2 separate regions of the Homo sapiens genome follow, and region 1 is linked to region 2. Evidence: read pairs that join two places in POLR2A ChIA-PET (ENCODE). Cell type or tissue: B cell. All regions are shown on one strand. Links, peaks and the distances in the headings refer to the core of each region. The heading gives the core; the rest is flanking DNA. Region 1 overlaps CORO1C (coronin 1C). Region 2 overlaps CORO1C (coronin 1C).

Evidence for each region. ChIA-PET counts read pairs that join two places held together with the same protein. Peaks named below come from ENCODE experiments on the same cell type or tissue, not always from the same donor. Only the 100,000 strongest peaks of a DNase experiment are listed, where the experiment ranks them.
Region 1: POLR2A ChIA-PET joins it to region 2 with 6 read pairs; 7 of 35 experiments call an interaction of 5 or more read pairs at or near these places.

The regions. Positions count from the first base shown.
Region 1 is chr12:108,709,295-108,720,628 of GRCh38, forward strand. The region is part of intron 1 of CORO1C (coronin 1C); the gene reads right to left. Among named protein-coding and RNA genes, the nearest start is that of CORO1C, 17 kb to the right of the region's middle. RefSeq lists enhancers at 3,313-3,372, 5,073-5,763, 5,764-6,454, 6,455-7,144. In B cell, for the core only: no CTCF peak of the experiment used is centred there; DNase peaks (open chromatin) are centred at 3,040, 3,417 and 5,137; H3K4me3 peaks cover 754 bases.
Region 2 is chr12:108,642,028-108,653,361 of GRCh38, forward strand. It overlaps CORO1C (coronin 1C), which reads right to left. Exons shown (of 11, transcript NM_014325.4): 8 at 10,245-10,390; 9 at 6,936-6,993; 10 at 6,578-6,823; 11 at 3,082-5,495. The coding sequence ends at 5,376. LOC105369968 (a long non-coding RNA gene) reads left to right here. Exons shown (of 3, transcript XR_007063449.1): 3 at 1-4,638. Among named protein-coding and RNA genes, the nearest start is that of MIR4496, 12 kb to the left of the region's middle. In B cell, for the core only: no CTCF peak of the experiment used is centred there; a DNase peak (open chromatin) is centred at 5,363; H3K27ac peaks cover 1,062 bases.

The DNA of each region.
Region 1 (11,334 bases), core at 2,768-6,767, 66 kb after region 2:
TAATAGCTTTTCCCTATCCAGGGAGAAAACCTAAGCAAGTCCCTACTGATTATGGGCTAAAAGTAGAATTTTCATATAAAAGAACCGGCACCACTTATCAAGGACTCTTTACAGAATTTTATGTTCTCCCATTTCAGCACGGTATTTCTGCAGTTTAATTTCTCTGCAAACAAAGGAAAAATTGGGAACTATCCCAAACACAAAAACTTCCTCTTCTTAAGAGAGCTGTCTGCATTGTCAAATGGTATTAGTGTTTTACCACTTTAAAAACTGTTCAGTTTTAACCTTTAAATTAAGATGGCATATCACCAAACTTAGGAGTTCTGTTATCAGCTATATTGTCCCAAACTGATCAAATCATAAATTAGATGACTAAAATGTCCCCCTAAAACTAAAGCATTTTATAAAGGGATCTAATTTTCTCAAAAAAGAAAAAAAAAGAGTAAATGAAAAAATCCTGAACTAACACAATAGGCACAAATTCCAAGGAAATACTAGGTATGATTTTAAATGTCCTGTCAGAGAGTGGTTCAACTTTGGAAAAACTGCTTGCTCATTAGGTCTTTCAAGTACAAGTTCTTAAAACTGCATAGGCTTTCCCTTGCTTGCAACAGTAAGATCATCTCAGTAATAAAGAGGAAGACGATGTAGCAGTAAGTTATTCACTAAGCAAATCAAAGGAATATTTACAAGTTTCAAAATAAACTTACTTTCAATGGGAGATAATGCAACAGAGTTTTTAACCTCTACAAAACATGGGAAATACAAACCTTACTTGTCTTTTTAAGATGTAATTTATCACTCTCCTCCTATTTTCCAATACAACAGCAACTATTCTAGAATGGTTTTTATTATAATAAAAATTGATACACCTTTGAGACAATGCAGGAATAGGTTGAGAACACAGGCTCAACTATGAGATGCTCTCTCTGGGCGTTGGTTGAAACCTCTATCTTAGAAACATGGACAGTTGTCTCCCTCACCAAGTTTTCCAGGTGATACTGAAGGCCAAAAAGGAGGATTACGGGCTGCTCTGCCTATGGAGTAATCATTCTTTTATTCCTTTACTTTCTTAATAAACTTGTTTTCACTTTAAAAAGAAAAAAAATGGATTACGGGACAGGTTTTGACTATCCAGCAACTGTCATAATAAATTTTTAATAAGGAGATAACACACTCCTCTTTTTATCTTCAAATAAAATGTAAAAGCTGATAACTAATATTCATAATACTTAACATCTAAGGAAACAAAAAAGTTAAAATTTTTCTTTTTTTTTTTCTTTTTTTTTGAGACAGAGTCTCGCTCTGTCACCAGGCTGGAGTGCAGTGGCACAATCTCGGCTCACTGCAACCTCCACCTCCCAGGTTCAACGATTCTCCTGCCTCAGCCTCCCGAGTAGCTGGGACAACAGGTGTGTGCCACCACACCCTGCTAATTTTTGTATTTTTAGTAGAGATGGGGTTTCGCCATGTTGGCCAAGATGGTCTCGATCTCTTCACCTCATGATCCGCCTGCCTCAGCCTTCCAAAATGCTGGGATTACAGGTGTGAGCCACCGCGCCTGGCCTAAAATTTTTCTTACATGTTGGGTGAATATTTTAACCAAGAACAAGTAAAAATAAGGTCTACCTCTATGGTTTAAAGGCTTTATGTGTCAGAGAAAATTTGTACTCTTGCAATAAAACCTTCATCTTATTAGTCAGGTGATAATCCTCAACCTCTAGGAGAGTGTAAAGGCATGCTTCTTATAATACTACCATGTGAAGTTAAATGTACAAAATTTACATGCCAGGCACAGTGGTTCATAGTTGTACTCCCAGCATTCTGGGAGGACAAGGCAGGAGGATGACTAGAGTCCAGGAGTTCGAGACCAGCCCAGGCAACATAGCGAGACCCCATATCTACAAAAAATAAAAAAAAATTAGCTGGGTGTGATGTTGTAGTATACCCCTGCGGTCCCAGCTACTCGGGGAGCTGAGGTGGGAGGACTGCTTGAACCCAGGAAATCAAGGCTGCAGTGGGCCATGATCATGCCACTGCACTCCAGCCTGGGTATCAGAGCAAGACCATGTCTCAAAACACAAAATACAAAAGAAAGAAAAGGGCCGGGCATGGTGGCTCACGCCTGTAATCCCAGCACTTTGGGAGGCCAAGACAAGTGGATCGCCTGAGGTCAGGAGTTCGAGACCAGACTGGCCAACATGGCAAAACCCCATGTCTACTAAAAATACAAAAATTAGCTGGGCTTGGTGGTACATGCCTGTAATCCCAGCTATTCGGGAGGCTAAGGTAGGAGAATTGCTTGAACTCGGGAGGCAGAGGTTGCAGTGAACCGAGATCGCGTCACTGCACTCCAGCTTGAGTGACAGAGCAAAACTCCGTCTCAAAAAAAAAAAAAAAAACTTATCTTATAAGCTACATAGGAAACATGTAGGGTGTTAGGAGGAAAAAATGCAGACAAGACAGGGTATTTATATTGCAACAGCACCAAATAAAATACACTCAAAACACCTGAGTAAATGTTACATTTTCTCTATTCTACTTCCATCTCATAAAAAATGACAATTTTGACATTTTTCCTGTTTATTGAAAAGCTATCTGTTTAAAGATTCCAGCAGATGTACTTCTATGGTTCATATGAAAGGAAACACATCCTGCTAGGAACACATACAGGAAAACCCCTACTAGTAGCAAAATCCTGCTCAGCCCATTTGCTGAGACCATTCCAGGGCGTCGATTACTCAAGCGTTCAGTGGGCAGAGAATGCTCCCTCAGCCAGTGGCAACCACAAGACTCTAAAATGTCCCATTAGAGGAAAGACCATGTTTCCTCCAAGCCACTGTTACCTGTATGGCAGGTACTTTAATGTAGAAGAGATCCGATGTGTTATTCAATAGAAAAAGGCAGGTAAGACAGCAGATGAGGAGACAAATATCCTAAACTCAGTTATTTAAATGACAATGCCAACAGTAAAAAATTCCTTTTAAGAAGATGGAGGCCGGGCAGGGCGGCTCACACCTGTAAATCCTAGCACTTTAGGCAACTGAGACAGGTGGATTGCCCGAACTCAGGAATTCGAGACCAGCCTGGCCAACATGGTGAAACTCCATCTCTAGTAAAATACAAAAAATCAGGTGGGCGTGGTTGCAGGTGCCTGTAATCCCAGCTACTCAGGAGGCTGAGGCACGAGAATTGCTTGAACCCAGGAGGTGGAGGTTGCAGTGAGCCAGGATTGTGCCACTACACCCCAGCCTGAACAACAAGCGAAACTGTCTCAAAAAAAAAAAAAAAAAAAAAAGGAAGTGGGAAATGTAATAATATATAAGCCTACATAGAATACACATTCACGAGAGAGCAGACACCCAAAGCAAATATAGGAGGTACTCTGATTAAATATAAAAATTTGGCCGGGCACGTTGGCTCACGCCTGCAATCTCAGCATTTTGGGAGGCTGAGGTGGGAAGATAGCTTAAGGCCAGGGGTTCAAGACCAGCCTGGATAACATAATGAGGCACTGTCTCTAAGAAGGCTGATGCAGGAAGACTGCTTGAGCCCAGGAGTTTGAGGCTGCAGTATGCTATGATCATGCCACTGCACTCTAGCAAGATCATGTCTCTTTAAAAAAAAAAAAAAAAAAAAATCATCATTTCCGAATATGAGATAGCTGAGCTTTTTCAAATTTTCTAAATTAAATCCAGCAGTGACACTCAAAGAAAGAATTTACCTAACGAATTGCATATTTCTACTGCATGCAACTCTTTAACAGATTCATACATGAGACATTCCAAGAAAAAAAAACATGCCTTACCTATTTTAATAGAAGCTGTTTTTAAAAGAGGAAGAAAAAAGACCACATGCAACATTTGCTATAAAGCACAGCAAAATGTCAGATACACAACAGATCTCCTCATACACAGCAGTTTTGGCTGAAAGAGATTTGTATTCCACTGCTGATATGGACTTGTTGAAAAAAATGTTTTTTCTAGAAAAACTATTGACCACTTAGCATGGCCGACTGACTGCAAGTATGAATAGCCTTGATGTTGGTTCAATTGATTATAACACCAGGAATGGTAAAAATTAAGGGAAAAAAATTCACATGTATTACATAGCCTTCCAAATAGTTTCATCCCATCATTATTAATCCAGGTAACAGGTAAGATGCCAAGAATGAGGCATACCAGTAAAAATGCATTTTGTTTCAATTCAATAACTCAATATCATTTAGTTTTTAAAGTTTCTAAGAATAAAGAGAAAATGCAAATAAGATCTACCAAGAAGCCTCCAGGCTCGGGCCTCACAGAGCTAGGCCTGGAGAGAGTTCCAAAGCTCATCAATTCCAGGCCCGTCACGTTTCAGCCTGAAGACGTATAACTCCTCCAAAGATAAAGAACTTCTGAGAAAGATGCAGTGACCTTGAACTACAAAGTACGGAGCAGTTCCAACTTTTCAGCCCATGAACTGTCATACTTTTCCAACAATCAATCCCGAATCATATATACAATTCAGTTTCTCCACATCAGCCAACAATGGCACTTAGAGCTCTGTCCTGTGGGTGCTGCTTTGACAGCCCCCAGTCCAGTTGGCCAGTTTGTGTAACACTTTAAATGTGAAACTGCACTTTGCCTACACTTTATAAATATGAGTAAAAATGGAAAAATCAAAATACAGAAACCAGCTGTAGGCATTCAAATGTACTGAGACAAACAAGAGGGTATCTGTTATGACCAAGGAAGCAAATCTTACTTCTCACTGAAAATCCTTAGCTTAGCCAGAGGACTATGTGCTCAGTTGTCCAAGAAAAGAACAACCTGGGCCGGGCACAGTGGCTCACACCTATAATCCCAGCACTTTGGGAGGCCGAGGTGGGCGGATCACGAAGTCAAGGGATTGAAACCATCCTGGCCAACATAGTGAAACCCCATCTCTACTAAAAATACAAAAATTAGCAGGGCGTGGTGGCGCACAACTGTAGTCCCAGCTACTCGGGAGGCTGAGGCAGGAGAATTGCTTGAACCCGGGAGGCAGATGTTGCAGTGAGCCAAGATCGCGCCACTGCACTCCTCCAGCCTGCAGCCTGGCAACAGAGCGAGAGTCAGTCTCAAAAAAAAAAAAAAAAAAGAGGAACAACCTGAAAGAGCATGCATAAAACACTAGAAACACACACACACACCCCAAGGATAGTATCTAAAAGGTGAGACATTACAGGTGCGGTGGTTCACACCTGTATTCCCAGCACTTTGGGAGGCTGAGCTCAGGAGTTGGAGACCAGCCTGGGCAACATGGCAAAACTCCATCTCTACCAAAAATACAAAAAATTAGCCGGGCATGATGGCGCATGCCTGTGGTCCCAGCTACTCAGGAGGCTGAGGGCAGGAGGATTGCTTGAGCCCAGGAGGCAGAGGTTGCAGTAAGCCAAGATCACGACACTGCACTCCAGCCTGGGGGACACAGTGATACCCAAAAAAAATAAAAATAAAAATAAAAGGTGAGGTATAATAAAGAGGTATCATACTTTTTAAAGTTTTCAAAGAAGAGCACTCGTATATTTACATTTTATAATCTATACTCATTTTAGGAACTTCTTACAAAGAGACTTGGTTGGGGACCACCTAAAGTCAAACCTAAGCACTCACTGGCAATGTGAAGCAGAAAGCAGTGAGCGCATTGCAGAGCGTAATGTGACGCTATGAAAATGACTGCCGAAAATCAAGTCTGACAAGAAGTAAAATGAGCAGCAAAACAGTAACACATAATGAACCTGAAGACAAAAGATAAAATTCCTAAAACTGGGCTGGGTGTGGTGGTTCATACCAGTAATCCCAGCACTTTGGGAGGCTGAAGCAGGAAGATCCCTTGAGCCCAGGAGTCTGAGGCTGCACTGAGCTATTATTGCACCACTGAACTTGATACCAAAAGACAAAGCGAAACTGTGTCTCTTAAAAAAACAAAACAAAACAAAACAAAACTGTAATTCCCTCACATCTTATTAAAGAGAGACCCTTTTATGAACTAAAAGATGCCATAATGAGGCCTGTAACTCACTTAAAATATAATAGAAATGACACTACAGAAATTTTGCAGTTACTAAAATGTGAGAATATATAAGGACTTCGAAATCATCTCTAGCTCTTCAATGACAGAAATATATATTTCTATTACAGAGATAATGTGCAAGGATGACATGTTTACAACCCTCCACATCTCCCAATTTTCTGCTTATCACCAGCATCTTTATAAACACAACCACCTCTTTTGGTCCCTGGAGCTTTGAAAAAGCATTGCTGAAGAAACGTCCCTTGGGAAGACAAAGGCAGGCGCTACCTGACCCGCCTCCTCCCTCCCCCCCTCCCCCCCGCATACTCACAACACTGGCAGCAGCCATCTCCCTAAAGTGCACCACAGGAGACCAGACTCAGAAGCTTAATTCTGTGTCTCTCTTCAAAGAGCAGAACACAACTCAAAGAGCCAAATTAATCCCAAGAGGTCTCACACCAACCGCAAAACTTTTATAGACATGAGTGACCTAGCAATCTCACTTAAAAATTAATCCTTGAGGCCGGGCGGGGTGGCTCACACCTGTAATCCCAGCACTTTGGGAGGCCGAGGCGGGTGGATCACAAGGTCAGGAAATGAGACCATCCTGGCTAACACGGTGAAACCCCGTCTCTACTAAAAATGCAAAAATTGGCCAGGCGTGGTGGCACGCGCCTGTAATCCCAGCTACTCGGGAGGCTGAGGCAGGAGAATCGCTTGAACCCGGAAGTCGGAGGTTGCAGTGAGCCAAGATCGCCACTGCACTCCAGCTTGGCAATAGAACGAGACTCTGTCGCAAAAAAAAAAAAAAAAAAAAAAAAAAAAAAATCCTTGAATATGTTTCTAAACATTCTTTCTATATTGATGACCTACTTTTCTTATCAACAACTGGTAAAAAACACACTGTGTATGACAGTTCAAACTTGTTAAGTCTGTTTTTCACTACTTAGTCATATGGAGTAGACAATAAAATTTTATTAATTATTTGGCAATACTGTTATACCAGGAAATGAAATTACTGGATGCTCATATCTTAAAAAGGGATGGGGGATATTTTTATTAATAACTTCATAAGGCTAGTCACAGGCAAAACTAGCAGTGTCAAAAAACAAAATAATCACCTTCACCTGAAGAATTTCAGCCTTCCCTTTTTAACCCATACCTTGGGCAAGCGGAGATTAAATGGATTAAATGAACATGTACTCCTGACAGTGTTTCAAAGGAACATTAAGGAAGAGTAGGAAAATCTCTGGCTTGGATGTCAGACACAAATTTATCTTGACATAATTACCTACCCAGCTAGATCATTTTGGTCCTCTGGTTGTTTGTTTCTTCATCTATAAAATGGAAGAACTAAAATAAATGATTTCTAGGGTCCTATCAGAGTCTACAGGAAATCCTTCTTTCACTGGGATACAGTCCACATCCCCCCCAGTAAAACAGACACAACTCACTGCAAACCACATTACTTACTAACATCCACAGGGTTATACGTATTACATATATACTCAACTATGAATGTTGAATAGGTCCTTAATCCCAGTCATTCTTTTGTTCAACAACTATTCACTCGGCTTTGACCATGCGCCTAGCACCATGCTAGACATGAGAGACACAACTGTGAGCAAGCAGACCTGGCCCCTGCTCTCATGGAGCTTACAGTCCACTGCAGGAGACACAACACAATCAGATATTCGTGCAAACATTAGCATGCCGCTGTGGCAAGTGCTGGAATGCAGAAGAACACAAGGTAACTGAGTCAATAATCGGGGAACAGAAGCAGTCAGAGAAGCGACACTTAAGCTGAAATCAAAGAATGAGAAGTCAACTGGGCAATAAGAGAAGAAAAGTGAGTCCCAGCTGGGAGGAACAACAAAATATCAAAAGTCTGTATCAAAAGCAAGCACTTGTCAGAATCTGGACTACTTAGCCCACAGAGGCTGGAGCCCAGAGAGCAAGGGTAGAAGAGGCTGCGAGGTCAGCAGAACCCGGATCACAGAGGGCTTTCTAGGCCATGTTAAGGATTTTATCTGTACTTGCAGTCTTGGGAGCCATAGGAAATTTTTTAAGTATGAGTATGTGACATAATTAGATTTGCATTTTAAAAGCTCACGCTGAATGAAGCTGGAGAATGGATCTGCACGTGGGAGCATCTGAAAGGATTCAGGGAAGCTAGTTAGGAAGTCACGGCACTTGTTGTCCAGGCCACAAGTCACAGTCCCAGTAGAAACAGAGATGATGGAGCCAAAAGACTTGAAGTCAACTGAATTTAAAACTGTTTTAGATATGAAGGGTGCATCAACAGTGATGCCTAATTTGACTCATGCAACCAGATGGTTGGGGGTGCCTTCCCACCTTCTCTTTGGTGTGGAGACTTACTTACTACCTCTTAGTAGTAGCTTCAAAGAGCCTTCTGTTGACAAGTAAGGTATCTGAAAAGAGTAAAACCATGGGAAAAATACTTTAAAATTTATTTTTTAAAACATAATTACCTTTCCACATTAATAATTGGATCCATGGCTTTAAAATTATGTACTTTTGCTCGCAAAAGTGTCTGGAGCTTGAAGAAAAACGTATTGAGCATGCTATTTGAAAATGAAAACTAGGCCGGGCACAATGGCTCACACCTGTAATCCCAGCACTTTGGGAGGCCAAGGCGGGTGGATCACCTGAGGTAAGGAGTTCAAGACCAGTCTGGCCAATATTGTGAAACCCCATCTCTATTAAAAATACAAAAATTAGGTCAGGCCTGGTGGCTCACGCCTGTAATCCCAGTACTTTGGGAGGCCAAGGCGGGCAGATCACAAGGTCAGGAGATTGAGACCACCCTGGCTAACACGTTAAAACCCCATCTCTACTAAAAATATAAAAAATTAGCCAGGCGTGGCAGTGGGTGCCTGTAGTCCCAGCTACTCGGGAGGCTGAGGCAGGAGAATGGCATGAACCCAGGAGGCATGAACCTGGGAGGCGGAGCTTGCAGTGAGCTGAAATCGCACTACTGCACTCCAGCCTGGGCGACAAGAGTGAGACTCCGTCTCGAAAAAAAAAAAAAAATACAAAAATTAGTGGGGTGTGGTGGCACATGCCTGTAATCCCAGCTACTCAGGAGGCTGAGGCAGGAGAATCACTTGAACCCGGGAGGCAGAGGTTGCAGTGAGCAGAGATCATGCCACTGTACTCCAGCCTGGGCAACAGAGCAAGACTCCACCTCAAAAACAAAAAGAAAGAAAGAAAAGAAAAGAAAATGAAAACTAACACTGTTTAAAATAAAAATCTCCCTATGTTTCTGGAATTTTCAGACATCCTATAGAAATAGGAAAGTATAGCGCTTACAATCTTACTGCACCTTAGGAAAAATAATTTTGTCTGCCTGATCCCTTTTGGTAAAATTAAAAATATTTCCTTATCAGCATATGCATCTTCTAAAGCGAAGGAAAAAACAAAACAAAACACTCAATATCAGTATCTATAATAGAGTACAAGAAACTAAGAATTTAACTCACTGGAGATAATGTAGTTACTACCAAATACTTTACCACCATTCAATACCTTTAGAAGAAGGTCTCAGGCTCTTCAGGAAGAAAACAGCACACATTCAATTTCACCAATAAAATGAAAATATCTCTAGGGAAGTGAAGACAAATAAACACGGCCCACTTTCAGAAGGAAACATTTGGGCTAAATATTCTAAGAGCAAATACTCTACTACAAAAAGCTTTTATCAGCTGTAGCTGGTAAAACTGTAGCCCTAACTCTCCCAAATCCATTTTCCTTCCAAACTGTATCAAGACTTGAAAATTATAATCTTTAATTCTCTATGCTAAATTAATTGGACATCACAATAGTAACTAAAGAGAAATTATCTATTCCTTATGAAAGTAGGACAAATAATTTTAAGTAGAAGGCCAGCAAAAAGATCCAGGGGCTTCCTATCCCTAATACTTTTTTAAACAACTACATTTATGGTTTATGGTACCCTCAAAAAACTACCAGAAATAACACACACACGTATACACACAAATGCAATTACAAAATAATTCATTTTTTGTGACCACTTATCGTGAATACAATATAAACCAAAGTCTACAGTTTTTCAGACTTTAGTATGTATAAATGAACTCCTAAGCGATTAGATCATTTTAACAGTTGTAGTGGTGCACAATTCACCCTATCTTAACTTACTCGGTCCTTGTCAAATTCTCAAGTCAAACGAATTCTCAAATACATTAAATCCTTGGGGCTCCAGGAGTCACTCAAATGCCCTAAGGCCTGCCCTATGATTTCTCTGGTGCTGGGCAGGGCACACCTAGAGGTCCACTGCAGACAAACCTCCACCTTCACCTCCTCCTTCAGGGAGAACATAAGGCTATTTAATGACAATAGCGCATTAAAGGATGAGAAACTCAAAAAGAGAAAGATAGTGAAGGAAAACAGCTTTTTCAATGGCTACCTTAACTTTAAATCCCCTTGACAGAAATTATGGTTCTTGCCATATCTATCTTCATTGTTAAATGAAAGCATGCTTCCATTGGGATGTTACTTCATTGACTCTAAAGTCAAACTTGCTAACCAGGCCAGGCACAGTGGCTCACGCCTATAATCCCAGCACTTTGGGAGGCTGAGGCGAGAGGATCACTTGAGCCCAAGAGTTGGAAACCAGCCTGAGCAACACAGTGAGACCCCGTCTCTACAAAAATATTAAAACATTAGCCAGGCATAGTGGCGTATGCCTGTAATCCCAGCTACTCGAGAGGCTGAGGTGGGAGGATCACTTGAGCCTGGGAGGGCGACGCTGCATTGAGCCTCAATCACACCACTGCACTCCAGCCTGGGTGACAGAGCAAGACCCTGTCTCAAACACTCATACAGACACACACACACGCACACACAAACTTGCTAACCAGAGCTATAAAATACAGCCATAAGAAACCCATGCTGCCAATAGTTTTAATTTATTCAAGAAATCAATTAAGTTAATTTGTGATGAGTACCAAAATGTTGTGTTATCCTGCTTTTTATCAGAACATATGCTTTAAATAATCAAAACCCCAAAATTTGCTTTACAAATAAAGCATGTTTCAATAAAGGAATGTGTATGTATATCTGTGTGTGTAAATTTACACATATAAACATCTTGCTAACATATTTATTTACAATAAAAATTACGAAGTTAGTTTATAATAACATAATAAGAATTTTTTTTTTTTATTTGAGATGGAGTCTCTCTTTGTTGCCCAGGCTGGAGTGCAGTGGTGCGATCTCAGTTCACTGCAAGCTCTGTCTCCGAGTTCATGCCAT
Region 2 (11,334 bases), core at 3,633-7,632:
AAGTCCACTTACTCTTTGAGATCAGTGTGAGGAAGCTACTCTAAGAACAAAACTAAGCACCCGGTGGTGAGTGCCCAAGCTCAAGTGTGCAGATTTTTTCTGACAGCAGAATAGACCTGTCTACTTGCCTTCCAAGTTGAGTCCTGAAGTGGGTAACTTCCTCCTCTGACTTCTGCCCTCAGGCTCCCTGGGCAACGGCCCTGACGTTGCTTTCTAGCCCCTCACCATGAAGCCTGTCAGGGAGCCGCGTGCCTCACCCTCTATCTGCCCCTCACTAAACTCAGGATCCTAAAATCTGCCCTCTTACCCATTTTCGTTCACATGAATTAAACTCCAACTACAATGAATTTGAAGGATCCCATCTGCCTCTCTAAACTCACCCCCCTCCACATTTCAGCCAATCCAACCAACTCAGCAGTCACCTTATCCTCAAGGATCTTGGGATGCGCAGTAATTCCCATCTCCCACCCAGCCCTCCTGACACTCGCCACAGGGGAACTTTCAGCCGGCACACCACGGCCAGTGTCGCCTAGCGAACACACCCCCCCCCACCCCACACCCCAAAGTTCGAAGTTGAGAATAAGCCATTTGCTGGTGGACTCGGTTCCCACAGGAGGGATGAGGACAGCTGCCATCTGCACATCAGCTGCCTAGGACTTAACATTTCACACGTCACGTTTCAAATAGAGGCAGCAGCTGCAGCTGAGATGAAGCATATCAAAGTATACTTAGCCCTTACTATATTGGAAGAAAACGTATTTCCCAGTTCCGATGACCTTTGTTTTCTGCCATATTAAAGTCTTACGTAATTTAATTTTTATATAGCCAATCTGTCTTTTCCTTTGTGATGTATTCCATTGCTTTAGGGCTTACATTTTTTCTAGTCTGAAGTGTAGATTAAAAGGGACTTACTTTCTTCTAAATAGAAAAAGAAAAGGTTTTATTTTAACTGTGGACTCCATTAAGAATGTATATTGGTGTCCCTGCTGCCCCCACAGCTAACCAAATGTTGCTGCACCATTTCAAACATCTCCACTGATTTATGCTTATCTTAATAATTATTAACTTATCACTAATACATTAATTTTAATAATGCCTTTCTGGGAATAAATACATTTATAGGAAATTTCTAAATTCAGAAAAATAGGATTAAATAGAAATTACACACAACTTTACCTCCCTATAGCAATAACAACATTTCTGGTATTTATTCTACACATAAGTATACATTGTATATGCATATATCCTTTAAAAAGTTTGTCACAAGCCATCTGTTCGGGGTTGGTTTTACATATCTGTATTAGGAAACCTACACCTCTCACTAGAAGTTCTGGTCCTGAATGTTCTTATGAGGTCCAATGGACTTCACTTTCTTCCCCATTTTACTTCTGAATGGATTAGCCAACTAACATCATTTACTGCAGAGTGACTCCATGGGGTAGAGAGCTGATGAGAATTACTTTGTAAACACACTTTTTATGCTGACATCAGCAACACAGTTCACTGTAGGGCTCTTGGCATACACAGAAAAAAGTTGGTAGTGACATCCAGCACCCAGAAATAATATACTTTCATGTTTCAACCTAGGTAGGTATATATTTTAAACCCAAGTTGGAATTGACTTTATTTTACTATTTTTTTAATGTTTCCTATTCAATACTCTTTTTAAATGACTTTAAATAATGGAACAGAATTATAACATATGGATATGACAAGTAACTTACTGACCCCCTTCTGCAGAGTTGATTTTACTCTTCTAATTCCTGAATATACCTCCCACTAGTTCCCTGGGACAAAATTTCCAAAGGTGAGAATCTTGGGTCTTAAGAAAACCTTTAAGGCTTTTGATCCACTTGCCAGACTGCCCTCTGGAAAGGCTGTCCACCCCGCACATACCCGCTTTTCGCAGGAGAGGACTGCCACCCCTACATTCTTTGGCAAGGGACTTCTTTTTAACGAATAAAAGAGCACAAAGGGCACTGTCCGGCCTGGACATCAAGGGTTGCCCGTCTGAAGCAGGAAAGGCGTGCCCTTGACGGTGACTCATGTCCGTGACCCACTGCCAGCACTGGGATACTTAATGTGCCCGCAGAAAGAGAAGGGCCCACTTAGAGTTAACAGATTCTTAAGAGCCAACAAAGAGTTTTTCTGGGTGTAGAATACCAAGTACAGCAAGGGAAGTGACCTTGAAAAAAAAAATGGAAGTTCCCCCCAGACGAGGTCTGGCTGGCTGTCTGGGGCCAGCATGCTGACCTTCAGGTCTTCTGGCAAAGAATCAAGGTGGCCCGAGTGAGAAAACAAGTTAGTCATAAACAGACCACCACGCGTCTCCTGGCTGACTGCGGGCACCTCGGGTCTACAGAGAGCCCTGCCAACTTCTACTTCCTGCAGCCACGAGTGGACCAAGAACATGGCAGCCATTCTTCTCATAGACTAAAGCAACTTTAAGATAAGGCATTTGAGGAAGGGGAGCTTTATGCTGACCATTCATCATATTCAGAAAAAGCAAACAGTGGGAAATTCTTTGCTACAATCACTGAAATGTCACGAGACAATGTCATAGTGCGAAAGGGAAGCCCTGCAATTCAACTGACCCTGGAAGCCTGCTGGAATAAAAGTCACAGCTGAGCCAAGAGAATTTTGCTTCTATTGAAGAAAAAGTGCTTTCAAAGACTCTGTCAGAAAATCAACTCATAATAGTAACAGTAGCGGCCATGCAGCGAGGGTTGTTTGTGTGGCCACACAGGTATTCCTCTCATCTGAACTACATGGAATTATCATCCTCCTTTCAAGAAAAGGGACTCAGAAGGATTAGGAACCCCATCCCAGGACACACCGCTGGCAAAGGTCTGAGGCAGGATCCAAAGGCTCAGGTCTGCTGGAAGCCAAAACACAGTGCTTGACTGGCTTGGAGACCTCACTTGTACTTGAACTGAGCCACCCACACGCGCTTCCCCTGTACTTACCCCCGGAGAGGAGTATGGCACCGTGCTCGTCCACCAAAGTCAGAGAAGCTATGTCAGGCAGAGAGGTGGGGGCTGCCTCACAGACAGCCAAGGCGTGAAATAAACACAAACACCATTTTGTAATCAATGATTTTTATCTCTGAAAATGGAAGCAAGTGTTTTGACAGAACACTATGGCCACTCTATAAGAGCCGACCTAGGAGTAATTCACTGTCCTCTTCTGGGATGTCATGGCTTAAAAAAAAAAAAAAAAAAAGACAAAACAGGAAAATAATCCACAATGCTTTGGGCGCCTACTCTGAGCTTGGCTGGGCATCCATTCATTAAATAAGTCATAAGCTACAAACTAAGATCAGGGTAACTTTCCCTTGCCCTCCTGCTTCTCTTTGAACCACATGCCCTACGGTGTTTCACCACCATCAACAACTTTACTTCATTAATTCGATATCAGAACCTTAAAACACTACTGAATCTTAGACAAAAGGTCCTCAGCAGATTACATTGATAAAGAAACAAATACAGATTTGAATATAAGTCATTGCCATTATTGTTTTCTTTACATCTCATGATCCACTTCAATATTAAACACATACATACACACACACAAAACCACATCAAACATTCAGATGCCCTGAAATTGTGGAGACAGCACTCCCAGTATTGGCTGGATAAGAACATGGTCCTTTTTCTACACGGACATTACTCCAAGTTCGGCTGTCACCACACTCTGCCCTCACCCTGGCTCCCTGCATACAGACGTTTCCAGCCAGTCCCATGCCCACACCAGCACGAGCATGTGCAAGAATTCCCTTCGTGGTCCCAATGGCACTACACATTTCACGTTCAATCACAGACAGCCCTTCCAAAACAGAGGCTCCTTAAATCTTGTTTCCCAAGCATGCACTATAAGAAACTGGAAACGGGGCAAAGTTCCAGCTAACCGAGGAATGAACAGGTGACCAGAGCTCAGTCTCTGGCCCCCTCCGAGTCCGGGGAGCCTCTGTGCTTTGACGCAGCCTTGGTGAGAGATGGAGAGGCAGGGCAGGTTAGTTGTGCGGAGGGACATGTTTGTATGCATTAAAGCTACAGCAGAGGTCTGTGCTCCTGTTTCTGCTTCACTCTCTATCATTCTCCTCAGTCTCAATACTCATTCAATCGCACCCTCTGGCCTTGTCTTAGCTTAATGTGGTTAGAGCTAAAAGGCAGGAAGGAAAGAAGGAATGGCTGGGGGAGCCCTGAGAGAGGTCGCAGCACATGTGAGGAAGAGGGTAGAGCAGGAGCTTTGTTGGTGGAAGGAGAGCCACTTCCTCCTCCAACACAGCATGGGGACAGCACAGGGAAACAGGATCACCCAGGGCAAATACCCCTCTCCACATGCCCACATTTTTAGTCCCCACCACTGTACTCAAGAGCTGGGCAAGCTGCTGAAAAGGGCAAGAAGGAACACTCAGCAGTACACGTCTTCCTGTCCTGGGCACCCTTGTCAAGTATTGACCAAAACCTGAAACATGATGTTTAAAGTGATGAATGCAATATGATCCTAGGTGTGTAACAAACTGCAGAAACACATGCTAGTTTGGGTTAGATTATAATCATCTGAAGCACAGGATAACCGAGAAGCAAAATTCCATTCTGGTACAAACACCCAATTTCTAGAAAAGAGAAAGGAAAAGAAGAAATACGACGTGAGCTTTTTTGATCAGAAGACTCCATGAAATGAGAGCGGTGGTAATATGAATCCACGTGATTTTTCAAGTCTTCCTGTTGTACAGTCATCAAAATGACCAGGTTTGTGCTGCAAAGGAGCCAGCACCATGTGGCTACTGCTTTGATTGTTCTCAGATGAATGTTTATACAAAATAATATCTTATCTTCATTTAGTTTATAAACATACACAGTGCTGTCCCTTTCAAATTAAGGAAAAAAAACCACACACACAAATACTGCAAAGTAGCAAAATACAAAGGAAAACAAAGCTACTTTTGGTTTTGGCAACATTAAAAAAGAAAGAAATATAAAAAGCAATGTGGCATTGGTCCCTATTCATTAAAAAAAAAAGGGTACTTGGGCACGACACAATCAGAATTAGTTTGTTTTCTAAAATTCAGAGTATCTGGGATTTTAAAAGTAGCACTTTTTAAAAAGTTCAACAAGTCACATAACACTTAAAACATCAAAAAAGCTTTCTGATAAAAAGCTCAGCTTTTAAATCACGTTTTGTTTCTGCAAATTTGGGAGACAAATTGAGTTCTTACTGGAATGTGGCCTATCGCTGGTTGACAAATCTGAAATGGAATGTCTCCAAATGGCAGTGCCTCCCTTTCCGCCCTCCCTAGGACCACACCAATAACCAGCTCCCAAGCACAAGTTCTTGCTCCCATTTTTTCTGTAGGGGTGGGGGTGGGACCTTCAGGCTGCTATCTTTGCCATCTGCTGTTCTAACTTGGAAATACGCTCATCTTGATTGCAGATTGTGTCTTTTATAGATTTGATCTCTTTTAAAATCTCATCCAACTTGGCTTCATTTTGCTAAGAAAACAAAAAAAGGAGGCAGTGATTAAAATGCAGTAAACAAAGTTCAACACTGTTCAAAACTTGTAAGATATAAAATGTAGTTTTCTATTTTGCAAACGGCAAGCCATAGTCACCAAGTTGAAAAGAGAAGTCAAAGCCCTACTATGTCTGGGGCTTTGAATGCAATGAGCACTGGCCGATCTATCTGAGATCCCGTGGCAAAACAACAGTGTGTCACAGTGTCACAGTGCCACTTCTGATCCCGAAGCCTGTGCATTTACTCAAACAAAGGGTCTCCTGGGTCACAGTTAGACTATAGGACAAAACAGGCTCCTTCAACAGTGTCCTACGTCCTAACCACCCCAATCATTCCATCAAGAGTAACTTCTATCTGACCAGAGAGAGGGGTGACTCTCCCAGAGGCTACAGAGCTCCTGCCATCTGTGAGGCTCCTTCTTGGGAGGGAAACCCTTGCCCTGTGTGTCCACTCCTTCTCTCTTACCCAGGACCTGCTCTCCCGGCAACAGCAGCACTCTCCAGTGGCCGCAGCGAGTCAAAGGCAGGCTTGATTCCCAATTCCCCACCCAAAGGGCTCTTGCCTAAATCCCCCTTGTTGCCAGCCCCACACCGCCAGATCCTTCTGTCGTAGCCACTCAGCTACATCTGAACACGTGCCACTCCCTCCTTCCAGGGACCTCCTCTCCCTGGTGCCTATGACCCCACACTCCCATGATATTTTATTTCTACCCAAATCAGAGAAGGGTTTAACTAGTTTGGCAAAAGACAGGAAAAACCCAAGAGGCTCCTGTTCACACTGAGAGATAGGAGGAAACTGATACCTATCCCAATCATGGTGGTCTGTGGCCACACTTGGCTCCTTTAATGGGGCTAAAGGAGCTTTAACTCCGTTAAAGGAGGCAAGTGTTGCCACAAACCACCACCATCACGTGACCGAGGACCTTCTCCCACTTTTTCATTTACTGAAAACCCCTGAGCACCCAGCTGGGACAGTACTCGCCGACGCCCTGGACCACAAGGGCTTTCTAGAGGATAAAGCCTGAACCAGCCAAGCACCCCTGCACTCCACTGGTCCTCACCACACTGGCCGTGTCTGTGGTTTTCTTGGGGATGCTGATCAGGTCGCACTTCTTGTTTGCAGTGGGCTTGCTATCCAGAATGTTCTTCTTGACCACCTTGAGATCCCTGTTTTTGCCTGGAATGTACCCGTGCTTCAAGGAGATGAGGATTGGGTCTGCATTCTTGCCTTCGAACCACTCTTCTGCCTCCAGCGCGGCCTCTGGCCCCGCTGTGTCAGGATACAGGTCATCTTGGAAAAGGTCAGACTACAAGAGACATTTGGCACCCGTGGGTAAGGAAGAAGAAAGGCCTGGGATTTTTGAATTTTATTTTTACATTTGTTTAAAATATGGATTGTCTAGAAAACTCAGCACTCACCTTCCTGGGAACAGTCATAATAATAGGTTCACACTTTCTCTCATGAAGTTTGAAGAATCTTCAGAGGGGAAATAAAGGCAAAGTTGCATTAAGTGAAATATGAGGCTGACTAACAGGATGAATAATTAGTTTTCTACAATGCTGTCTGAAATGTCAAGTGCTTCTTTACCCATCCCCACATCTGATCCACCCCGGGAATAGGCAGAATTTAGTGTTCCCGGTTGACAGATGAGAGAACGGAAGCTGAGAGTCACTATGCTAGGAACTGGCAGACTGGAGACAAGAACCATGAGTAGAGGTCTACGTATGATGATGACAAATGCCAATTATCTGGGGGACAGACCAACTGTGGTGGAAATAATAGCAACACTGAAACTGACTCACTTATGAAAAAATTACCATGTCAACCTACAGGAGAGAACACACATCTGTTAGATTGTATCTACAACGCGGGTACAAGGTCTTCTGCCAGCTTGAGGTGGTTGAACATATAAGTATAAATATGACTTTTAGAAAGCAAAAGAAAACAATCCTAGGATTATGATTTTCTCATCCTAGCAAACCACATCGTACATGACACTCAAGAAAAATGTGAAACTATCCAAAATGTGGAAAGAGAATGTAAAGCCACTTGCACTGTAATACTGGAAGAAGGGAGCAAAGAGCTCTGTAATGGGGAAGAAAGGTATAACATTTTTATTTGTATCCTACAAGAGAACTAAACAGACCAGAAATGACTTCTCTTATGATGACCCTGATAAGGTCAAGCCAATTTTCTTTTTCAGTCAAGACGGGAAACAACAAAAAAAGTCTCTAAAGCTCCTGGCAAGAGAGGTAGCCTTAGTGAGCATCCTGGCCAGATCACCAGATCAAACGGCTGGTGTGCAAGGGGGGAGTTGAATGTGGGCGTCAATGCTGCTGGGGAAATGTTTTCTGAATTCCAAGAGTTTAAGTCAGAGAAGACACAGCCACATCAAATATGCAAAACCATTTCTCCTGGAAACCTGCAGCCTTTGGCATCTGAAACTGGGCAGGAGTCCATTGAAGACAACCTGGCAGATACACTGCTCTAACGCATCAGGGGAACAAAAGCTGAGTAGAGCTCAGGGTGGTAAAGGTTTATAAAATCATCATCCTCTTTAAAAGGAAGGTTGTGTCAAATGTGCCTCTTTACTATTTCAACCAAAAACTAAAAGAGTCCCAGATAAACCAAAAACCTTTTTTTTTTTTTTTTTTTTTTTTTTGGGACTGGGTCTTGCTCCATCGCCCAGGCTGGAGTGCAGTGGCACAAGCTCATTGAGGTCTTGACCTCCTGGGCTCAAGCCAAATCCTCAGCCTCTGGAATAACTGGGACCACAGGTACGTACTACCACACCTGGCTAATTTTTTTAATGTTTTGTAGAGACAGGGTCTCACTAGATTGTCCATACTGCTCTTGAACTCCCAGGCTCAAGTGATCCTCCCACCTTGGCCTCCCAAAGTGTTGGGATTACAGGGTGAACCACCACTCCTGGCCCAAAAACATTTTTAAAGACTGATTTAATGAAAATTCTGTGGTTAGTATAGCCAATAAAAAGACTGACTTGGCTTTGACTTCCAGCTCTACTACCAAAACCCACGAGAGTGTGACAACCTCACCAAGCCTTAAGTTCTTCATCCATAAAATGGGGATAAAAGTTACACCTACCACATATGATTGTTATGAAAAGAAAGAGGTAGCAAGTAGCATATTTAGCACAGTCCTGGCATACAATAAATGCTCAAGAAACACTTCATAAATCGGAGACATTCTGAACAACTGTGTTTATAGTCTGTCGAACTTTTAGATGACAACAAATGTGTTTCAAAATATTGGATGTAATCATAAATTTGAATTCAGTCTATTTTGAACCATATTTTGATTAGTTTGGTTTAAACCACAATTTTCAATTATCTTTAACAGCTTTCCTTCATTATTCCAACTAAAAAAAAAAAATCACATAGAGAGTTTTGGTTTGTTTGTTTTTGTTTGTTTGAGACGGAGTCTCGCTGTGTTGCCCAGGCTGGAGTGCAGTGGCACCATCTCGGCTCACTCCGCCTCCTGGGTTCAAGTGATTCTCCTGACTCTGCCTCCCAATTAGCTGGGATTACAGGCACCCACGACCACACATAGCAAATTTTTTATTTTTAGTAGAGATTAATATAAAAAAGGGGCTTATAAAAATTCTCTTCCTTTTATTTGGAAGACGTAAGTATCAATTCTTTAATTGTGAGACCAGAACAGCAAGCGTTTTAAAAGTCCACATAAACACAGTGTTACACAAATGTTTGGTACGACCTTATATGTGATGATGTAGTGCTAATTATTCTGTTGTTTGAAATGGCCAGTGGTCACTGAGTCTCAGAGGATATATTTGTTGACTAGCATGAGAAAAAAGCCTGTCCCTTAGGAAGCCTGCTAGCATTTAGAATATGAATTTTCTAAAAATCAGAAGTAGTACAGAGAGGTAGAAATTATATCATAGCTGAACTTCCTAAATCAAGCTAACCTACCGCCCCATTATAGGACCTTTGGTTTCTCTATTTTAGGACCAGTGGGGCCCCAAATACAGTTTTGACTCTGGTTCTTCCACTCATAGGGTAGGAAAACCACCCACTTTTCCATCCCCGAGCCAGGCTCTCCCTACTTGCCCACCAGGGAACGCTGACCATGGCCTCAGCTTGAAGATTAAAGATGCATGTTTCACTATTTCAGTAGGTGTGCAATACACCCCAGCTATGCTGCTTCATTGTTGCACTTCAGTTATATGGGCAGGAAATGAGGTATTAATTCCACAGTACACACAAGGATAGAAAGACTTGGGCTTCATAGAATTTCTTGTAGCTGTATTGCTCTGGTATCACCAGGCATTCAGGTGATGATAAAAAGTGAGATGTGCCGGGTGTGGTGGTGGGCGCCTGTAATCCCAGCTACTTGGAAGGCTAAGGCAGGAGAATTGCTTGAACCAGGGAGGCGGAGGTTGCAGTGAGCTGAGATCACACCACTGCACTCCTGCCTGGGCAACAGAGCCAGACTCCGTCTCAAAAAAAAAAAAGTGAGATTTTTTTCTTTTCTTTTTTTTTTTTTTTTGAGATTTTTTTCTAATGAAGAAACTCAGTTTTAGTGATATCCTTAGAAAGTGCCATCTCATGGCAATGTGTACAATTCTACTACTTTCTTGCTCAGAATGGTCAGATATTTTTGAGATCTGAAGTATATGCTAGTCCAAGTACAAATAATTGTCACACAGTTACACCAACCTAGAATACTTGACAATCTCGATTCTTTACCTGGCAATCTCACATTTGTTAACATCAAGTCCCCTCTTGGGCATGTAACCCATCCCTCTCTGAGGCTCCTTGCTGCTGAATGTGTTGAGGTAGTGGACGTACGGGGATTCATCCGTGATCTCAAAATAGCGAATACTGCTGTCACCCTGTAAGAAACCAGAGACAAGTCTGTGTCTGATTGTTAACTGAAACATCTGGATTATGGGGGTGTCTCTCTCCTCTACAAACCCAGCAGTAGTTGGGACCCCGCTTCAGTAGCTGACCTTTTCTTCCTCATAAAGAGGCTTGCCTAAAGCATATAAAAGTTTCTTTTCCTCACAAAGTAACCCCTTACTTATCAAATGCTAGCATGCCTTTTAAGTGGTCTCCTCAGCCTCCTGGCTCCTGGCTCTAATTTTACTCCCCTGAGCCTAGGCACCAGGCCAGGGTTAGGGCAAAAATGTTAATGCCTCTGCCAAACAGCTACATTGCAATTCAACTGTGAAAAACAAACAAACAAACAAAGACTAAGAGGACTGCTGAGAATGCAATTATTGATTTAAGTATTCATTTACTGGCATAACGCAATGCTGTTATGCCAGTATGATGATAAAAAGTGAGATTTTTCTAATGAAGAAACTCAGTTTTAGTGAGTATCCTCAGAAAGTGCCATCTCATGGCAATGTGTACAATTCTACTACTTTCTTGCTTAGAATAGTCAGATATCTTTGAGTACTGAAGCATATGTTAGTCTAAGTACAAATAATTGTCACACAGTTACACCAACCTGAACAATGACGGCAATCTTGTCTGGCAGAGAGGAGATATACATATATGTAAGAAAGAAGAAGGCAAAAATAGCTAGGTGGTATCATGCCTCAACAGTGCTCCCAGTTCTCATGATTTCCATTTGTCTCAATGACTGAGATATCTAAAGCAATGGAAAAGAAGCTAAACCCTTACTAGTCATTTCTGCATGCCCAAAAGAATTTTCCATCTCATGTTACTAATATCTGAGTAACTGCTCATTTTGTTTGTTTTAATTCAGTCAAGGGCAACAACAGCAAGGTAAATGCACTTAACACCTGTTAACATCTGCAGTAAAATGGCT